Regions from separate parts of the Homo sapiens genome. Here region 2 is linked to region 1. Evidence: read pairs that join two places in POLR2A ChIA-PET (ENCODE). Cell type or tissue: GM12878. All regions are shown on one strand.

Region 1 (4,000 bases):
TTTGTGGGTATTTGCAATTTTTCTTTTTTCCGTAAGTGGGAGAGACTTGATCATGTTGAAAAGTCTTTAGGCCATGTGCGGGGGCTCAGCCTGTAATCCCAGCACTTTGGGAGGCCGAGGCAGGGGGATCACTTGAGGTCAGGAGTTCGAGGCCAGCCTGGCCAACATGGTGAAACCCCATCTCTACTAAAAATACAAAAATTAGCCAGGCTTGGTGGCACACACCTGTAGTCCCAGTTACTTGGGAGGCAGGAGAATCACTTGAATCTGGGAGGCGGAGGTTGCAGTGAGCTGAGATCGCGCCACTGCACTCCTGCCTGGGTGACAGAGCGAGACTCCATCTCAGAAAAAAAAAAAAAAGAAAAGTCTTTAGAAGTAAACCAGTTGAGAGGGAGGGAGTGGGAGACAAAGTACAGTGGAAGGGTAGATAGGAGGAGGGGCAGTTTCTGTAGGACTGGCTTCCCAACCCCCAACCTCTGCTGCTGGCTCGAATCACCTACAGAATTTGAAAATTTACATGTGTTTGGCTGGGCGAAGTGGCTGGTGCCCATAATTCCAGCACTTTAGGAGGCAGAGGCAGGCGGATCACTTGAGGTCAGAACTTCGAGACCAGCCTAGCTAACGTGGTGAAACCCCATCTCTATTAAAAATACAAAAATTAGCTGGGCATGTTGGCGGGTGCCTGTAATCTCAGCTATTCTGGAGGCTGAGGCATGAGAATCACTTGAACCCGGGAGGCAGAAGTTGCGGTGAGCCGAGATTGCACCCTTGCATTCCAGCCTGGGCAACAGTGCAAGAATCAATCTCAAAAAAACAAATAAATAAATACTGATGTTGGTTGGGCGCGGTGGCTCATGCCTGTAATTCCAGCACTTTGCGGGGCCAAGGCAGACAGATCACCTGAGGTCAGGAGATCGAGGCCAGCCTGGCCAATGTGGTGAAACCCCGTCTCTACTAAAAATACAAAAATTAGCTGGGCCTGGTGGCACACGCCTGTAGTCCCAGCTACTCAGGAGGCTGAGGCAGGAGAATCGCTTGAACCCAACAGGTAGAGGTTGCGGTGAGCCAAGATTGTGCCATTGCACTCCAGCCTTGGTGACGGAGTGACACTCTGTCAAAAAAAAAAAAACACAACTGAAGCCTGGATTCACCCCCAGAGAATCTGATTGAAATGATATGCAGAATTGGCCAGCTCCTCCAAGCGATTCCAATGCGCAGCCAGGGTGTAGAACAATTACTTTGGTGAGAAGAAGGGTAGGAGGGGCAGGGCGGTGGGGGGCTTGCAGGGAGTAGCTTGGAAGTGGATGAAGCCTGTTAGGTACCAAGGAGGGCCCATTTACCTAGGTTCCCAATTCAGAAAGAGCTTCAGATTTAGACTTTGTATGTTATTGCAAAATGTATTTGCACCTATAGCCATTGTACTTGCGTGTGTTAAAGAGCACTGTTTTGTTGTGTCTAAACACGTAAAATAACTGCATTTCTTGTAAACAGCAATCTATCCATCCATCTATACCAAGACCACCACCCTTTTCATGAAAGTAGACTGGGTCTCTCTCAATGCAGATGGAAAAAAATAAGGAAGACCCCATCTGATGACTTTAATTTTGTTTGTTTGTTTGTTTGAGACAGGGTCTCACTCTGTTGCCCAGACTGGAGTGCAGTGGCACGATCATAGCTCACTGCAGCCTCAACCTCTCAGGCTCGGGTGATCCTTCCACCTCAGCCTCCCAGATAGCTGGGACTACAGATGTGTGCCACCACACTTGACTAGTTTTTAAAATTTTTTGTCGAGATGGGGCAGTGTCGCTATGTTGCCCAGGCAGGTCTTGAACTCCTGGGCTCAAGTGATCTGCCCACCTTGGCCTCCCAAAGTGATGGAATTACACGTGTGAGCCACCACGCCCATCATGACTTCTATTTTGGTTTTTGGTTGTTGTGGTTTTTGCAATCTCAGGCCAGAGATCTTCACTTCTGTTTTGTATGTGAAGTAAAGGACAGAAGGGAAAATGTTTAAGAGAGTTGGTCCAGAGAGCAATGTAGAGAGGTGGCCAGAGAAAGGACAGCCCAGGTGGTGCTGAGGGTCTGAAGCTGATAACCTAGATTTGCAATGGAACCCTCCACCCTAAGTGACTCTCTCCAGCCACTGTTGAGGAAGAGGTACTGAGAAAGTGGGTCACAGAGCTCATCTAGAGCTTTCTTTCTTTCTTTCTTTCTTTTTTTTTGAGATGGAGTCTCACTCTGTCGCCCAGACTGGAGACTGGAGTGCAGAGTGCAGTGGTGCAATCTCAGCTCACTGCAACCTCCACCTCCCGGGTTCAAGCCATTCTCCTGCCTCAGCCTCCCTAGTAGCTGGGACTACAGGTGCGTGCTGCCCTGCCTGGCTAACATCTGGAGCTTTCCCACGTGGTGAAAATGACCACAAGGGATGTTAGAGAATTGAGGCAATAGGTTGTTGGAATGGTGGATCTAAGTGGGTAAGAAGGGAATGGGGAGGGAGAAAGGCTAGTGGATCAGGAGAAGGTGGGACATCAGTGACCTGGAGAGGCTGCTGAGGTCCAAGGAAGGTCTGAGCGAGTGTGTTAAACCAGGAAGTAGGAAGGAAAAGAGAAGGGAGTTAGAGACTGGGATGCCTGAATTTGGGATCTTGCTGATGGAGCTGTGACTGCTGGTAAAATTGGAGTGGCGGTTGAAGTGGGGTCAGGGAAGTCACCAGAGATGTAAGAAAGTAGATGCAGGACTTGTCACCAAGACAGTGACTGGAGCTTTAGGTGAAGAACTGGGAGCCACATGCGAAGTCTCTAGTGACAAGGAAGTGGCCAGAGGTGGGTGGCCAGCCTCAGGGCTTTTTTTTTTTTTCTTCCAGCAGTTTGTTATAGCCTCAGGGTTTTTATCAGAGGAGGGAAGACAATCATTCAAGAGGGGCATGGGGATGCCTCAGGTCCTGGGGAAGGAGAGGAAGATAGGGGAGAGATGCAGGATGGAGCAGAAGCAAGGAAAGACAGGGGTTCTGGAGGATGCCAGTAATGTAGAGAAAAAAGTCAATGAGTCAATGAGTCAATGAGGCAGGCTCACACCTGTAATCCCAGCACTTTGGGAGGCCGAGGTGGGTGGATCACCTGAGGTTGAGAGTTTGAGACCAGCCATGGCCAACATGGTAAAACCTTGTCTCTACTATAAATACAAAATTAGCTGGGCGCAGTGGCACATGCCTGGAATCCCAGCTACTTGGGAGGCTGAGGCAGGAGAATCGCTTGAACCCGGGAGGTGGTAGTTGCAGTGAACCGAGATTGCACTATTGCACTCCAGTCTGGGCAACGAGAGCAAAACTCCCTCTCAAAAAAAAAAAAAAAAATTACAATAAAAAAATCACAATGAGATATTACTATGCACCTATAAGAGCAGCTAAAATAAAAAACAGTGATAACAGGAAATGCTGGCAAGAGTGTGGAGAAAATGGATCTCTCTCCACATTCCTGGTGGAAATGTAAATGGTACAGCCATTCTGCAAAAAATCATGGCAATTTATAAGACTAGATATGCACTTACCATAAGACACAGCAATGGCATTCTTTGGACATATATCTCAGAGAAATGAAAACTTACATTCATATAAAAACCTGTACACAAATGTTTAGAGTTGCTTCATTTGTAATAGCCCAAAACTGGAAACAACCCAAATAGCCTTCAATTCAATGGGTGAATAAACTTGAGCTAGATATGGTGGCTTATGCCTGTAATCCCAGTACTTTGAGAGACTGAGGTGGGAGGATTGCTTGAGCCCAGGAGTTGAAGACCAGCCTAGGCAACATAGGGAGACCCCCATCTGTACAAAAAAATAAAAAGTTAAACTCTAGTACATGCATTCCATGGGATACTACTCAGTAATAAAAAGGAAAGAACTATTGATACACACAGTGACTTGGTTGGATATATCTCAGAGGCATTATGGTTATCGAAAAAAGCCAATCTCTGCACTCCAGGCTGGATGACAGAGAGAGAC
Region 2 (4,000 bases), 140 kb after region 1:
CTCTGGGATCTTTATTCTTTTCTTCTACTAATTTTGGGTTTGGATTGCTCTTGCTTTTCTATTTCTTTAAGATGCACTGTTACGTTGTTTATTTGATGTTTTTCTACTTTTTTTTTTTTTAGACGGAGTTTCGCTCTTGTTGCCCAGGCTGGAGTGCAATGGTGTGATCTCGGCTCACCGCAACCTCTGCCTCCCGGGTTCAAGCGATTCTCCTGCCTCAGCCTCCCAAGTAGCTGGGACTACAGGCATGCGCCACCACGCCCAGCTAATTTTGTATTTTTAGTAGAGACGGAGTTTCTCCATGTTGGTCAGGCTGGTCTCGAACTCCTGAGCTCAGGTGATCTGCCCACCTCAGCCTCCCAAAGTGCTGGGATTCAGGCATGAGCCACCATGCCTGGCCTGTTTTTCTACTTTTTTAAGGTAAGTGTTTATTGCCATAAACTTCCCTCTTAGCACTGCTTTTGCTGTATCCCATAGGTTTTGGTATGTTGTGTTTCCATTATCATTTGTTTCAAGAAATGTTTCCATTTCCTTCTTAATTTCTTCATCGACCCCACTGGTCATTCCAGAGCATATTATTTAATCTCCATGTGTTTGTATATCTCCAAAATTTCTCTTGTTATTAATTTCTAGTTTTATTCCATTGTGGTCAGAGAAGATGCTTGACATTACTTCAATTTTTTTTTAATGTGTTAAGGCTTGTTGTGAGACCTAAGATATGGTCTGTCCTTGAGAATGATCCATGTGCTGAGGAAAAGAATGTGTATTCTGTAGCCATTGGATGAAACAATCTGTAAATATCTATTAGTTCCATTTGGTCAACAGTGCAGATGAAGTCCCATGTTTCTTTGTTGATTTTCTGTCCAGAAGATCTGTCCACTGCTGAAAGTAGACTGTTGAGGTCTCCAGTTATTATTGTATTGGGGTCTCTCTCTCTCTTTAGCTGTTTAGTGTTTGCTTTATATATCTGGGTGCTCTAGTCTTGGGTGCATATCTATTTAAAATTGTTATATCCCCTTGCTGAATGACCCCTTTATCATTATATAATGACCTTCTTTGCCTCTTCTTATAGTTTTTGTCTTGAAATCTATTTAGTCTGATATAAGCATAGCCACTCCTGCTCTTTACCAGTTTCCATTGGCACGGGACATCTTTTTCCATCCCTTTCTTCTCAGTTTATGTGTGTCTTTGTAGGTGAAGTGTGTTTCTTGTAGGCAATATATCACTGGGTCATGTTTTTTTGTTTGTTTGTTTTTTCCATTCAGGTACTCTGCATAACAACTGGTTATGATCAGGGCCAATGACTCCCCACCACTTCCCAGCAGATAAGGCTCAGGCATTGAAGCAGAGAGTCCCTTTGGGCCCTGAGGATGCAGGAAGTACCTGCACCCACCTAAGACCTCCATCATTGGTTCATCCAAACTACTTCCTAATGTCAGAATAAGAAACAAGTCTCTTTTGGGCTCACACAGGGTATGTGTCTCATTTTTGCTAGTTGTGTCACAGACTCAGGGCCACTAAATATGATTGGGAAAAGACCATTGGACAGTGTTGTAGGATATTGTAAGACTGGCCTAAGGAAAAGGCTAAAGGGGTGCTCATCTTAAGAATGCCAGGCTGGGTACAGTGGCTCATGCCTGTAATCCCAGCACTTTGGGAGGCTGAGGCGGGTGGATCACCTGAAGTCAGGCGTTTGAGACCAGCCTGGACAACATAGCAAGACCTCGTCTCTAATTAAAAAAAAAACAAAAAAACGAAAAAACAGACCAGGCACAATGGCTCACACCTGTTATCCCAGCACTTTGGGAGGCCGAGGTTGGTGGATCACAAGGTCAGGAGTTCGAGACCAGCCTGGCCAATGTGGTGAAACCCCATCTCTACTAAAAATACAAAAAAATGGCTGGGTGCGGTGGCTCACACCTGTAATCCCAGCACTTTGGGAGGCCAAGGCGGATGGATCACGAGGTCAGGAGATCGAGACCATCCTGGCTAACACGGTGAAACCCCGTCTCTACTAAAAATACAAAAGAAATTAGCTGGGCATGATGGCAGGCACCTGTAGTCCCAGCTAGTCGGGAGGCTGAGGCAGGAGAATGGCGTGAACCCGGGAGGCAGAGCTTACAGTGAGCTGAGATCACGCCACTGCACTCCAGCCTGGGTGACAGAGCAAGACTCTGTCTTAAAAAAAAAAAAAAAAAAAAAAAAAAATTTGTCGGGCATAGTGGTGCACACCTGTAATCCCAGCTACTTGGGAGACTGAGGCAGGAGAATTGCTTGAACCTGGGAGGCAGAGGTTGCAGTGAGCTGAGATCACGCCACTGCACTCCAGCCTGGGTGACAGAGCGACACTCTGTCTCAAAAAAAAAAAAAAAAAAAAATGCCCAGACAGAGACACTGGGGAATGGGATCAGGGAAGTGTTGACTTAAAAGAGGGAGGAGTGAAATTCAGTCCAAGAAAGTGTCAGTGAATAATTGTGAAATCAAGTATCACATGACGCATGCCCATGGAAAAAGAAAAGCTACAGCAGGAATTTTTTTTTTTTTAGAATGGATTTTTTTCATCCCCCCAAGGCCAGTATCACTTGGGATTTGTATTAATGGTTTGCATTAAGTGTGACAGAGGGAGACCCTTTAGCTTTAGGCTTTGGACCTTGTGTTCCTCCTTGGTGGATGCTGGCTTTTCTCTTAGTTCTCCTGTGCTGGCCTGAACTTCTCCAGGACTGGATAACCCAGGCCCTGTTCCAGCCCCTTCTTGCCAAGAGGAGGAAGGAGAATGGATTTACAACCTCTGGCCAGTTCCCACGCCCTATTCTGAACTGCACTATTCAAGAATACTTGTGGGAGGACACAGAGGTGCTCCAGGCTGCACAAAATGACTCAGAGGCAGCCCCAGTGTGGGGTGGTCCTTGCCAAGACACAGAGACAAGAGCGGTGCTGGGGTGGCTTGGGACAGGGTATGTTTTAGCGGGGATTTCTCTCTGTAATCTTCAATGCCCCCCAAGCTATTACAAGTAAAGACTAATTATAAAGATTGGAAGGAAAAACAAGGCAGGGAAAAAATTTAAATACATACACGCATGTATACATGCATATATATTCGTAGCCCCCTGGCTGTTTGGTTTATAGGAAGAAAATTATCCCTAAAATAATTAGTTGACTATTGGAAAGAAAAAAAAATCTTGTAACCTTCAGTAAAAGCAGTGACTCTTGGCAAGCAAAAGTGGCTTTAAGTTCCCTAACCGGCTTGTCAAACCAGACTGCTGCTCCCAAGCTACACCTATTACAAATATTAAAGCCACTAACTATGAGATTTACCGAGCCACATGGCCTGGAGATGGAAACATCCTCAGGGAATGGTCTGGTGCCAGAGACTGTTCCCTTAATGGGCTTTTACTGTTCCCTTAGTGGGCTTTTACTACTGTGTGTTTGATTCGCTTCATATACACACAGGCAACTTGAATTTTTTTTTTTTTTCCAAGACGGAGTCTTGCTCTGTTGCCCAGGCTGGAGTGCAGTGGTGCCATCTCAGCTCACTGAAACCTCAAATTCCTGGCACAAGTGATCTTCCAGCCTCAGCCTCTCAAGTAGCTGGGACTACAGGTGCATGCCCTACACCCAGCTAATATTTTTATTTTTTGTAGAGACAAGTTCTTGCTATGTTGCCCAGGCTGGTCTTAAAGTCCTGGCCTCAAGCGATCCTCCCACCTCAGCCTCCCAAAATGTTAGGATTACAGGTGTGAGCCACCACATGCCAAGCCATTAATCTTTTTTTTTTTTTGAGACAGAGCCTCACTCTGTCACCCAGGCTGGAGTGCAGTCGCATGATCTCGGCTCACTGCAACCTCCAGCTCGTGGGTGCAAGCAATCCTCAAGCCTGGCTAATTTTTTGTTTTTTTTTTTTAGTACAGACAGGGTTTAACCATGTTGGACAGGCTGATCTCAAACCCCTGACCTCAAGTGATCCACCCGCCTCGGCCTCCCAAAGTGTTAGGATTACAGG

The links. ChIA-PET counts read pairs that join two places held together with the same protein. Peaks named below come from ENCODE experiments on the same cell type or tissue, not always from the same donor. Only the 100,000 strongest peaks of a DNase experiment are listed, where the experiment ranks them.
Region 2: POLR2A ChIA-PET joins it to region 1 with 6 read pairs; 3 of 35 experiments call an interaction of 5 or more read pairs at or near these places.

Annotation. Positions count from the first base shown.
Region 1 is chr15:90,176,738-90,180,737 of GRCh38, forward strand. No RefSeq gene overlaps it. Among named protein-coding and RNA genes, the nearest start is that of SEMA4B, 23 kb to the right of the region's middle. RefSeq lists an enhancer at 1,326-2,231. In GM12878, no CTCF peak of the experiment used is centred here; a DNase peak (open chromatin) is centred at 1,974; H3K4me3 peaks cover 1,226 bases; H3K27ac peaks cover 850 bases.
Region 2 is chr15:90,313,033-90,317,032 of GRCh38, forward strand. No RefSeq gene overlaps it. Among named protein-coding and RNA genes, the nearest start is that of ZNF774, 37 kb to the right of the region's middle. In GM12878, no CTCF peak of the experiment used is centred here; no DNase peak of the experiment used is centred here.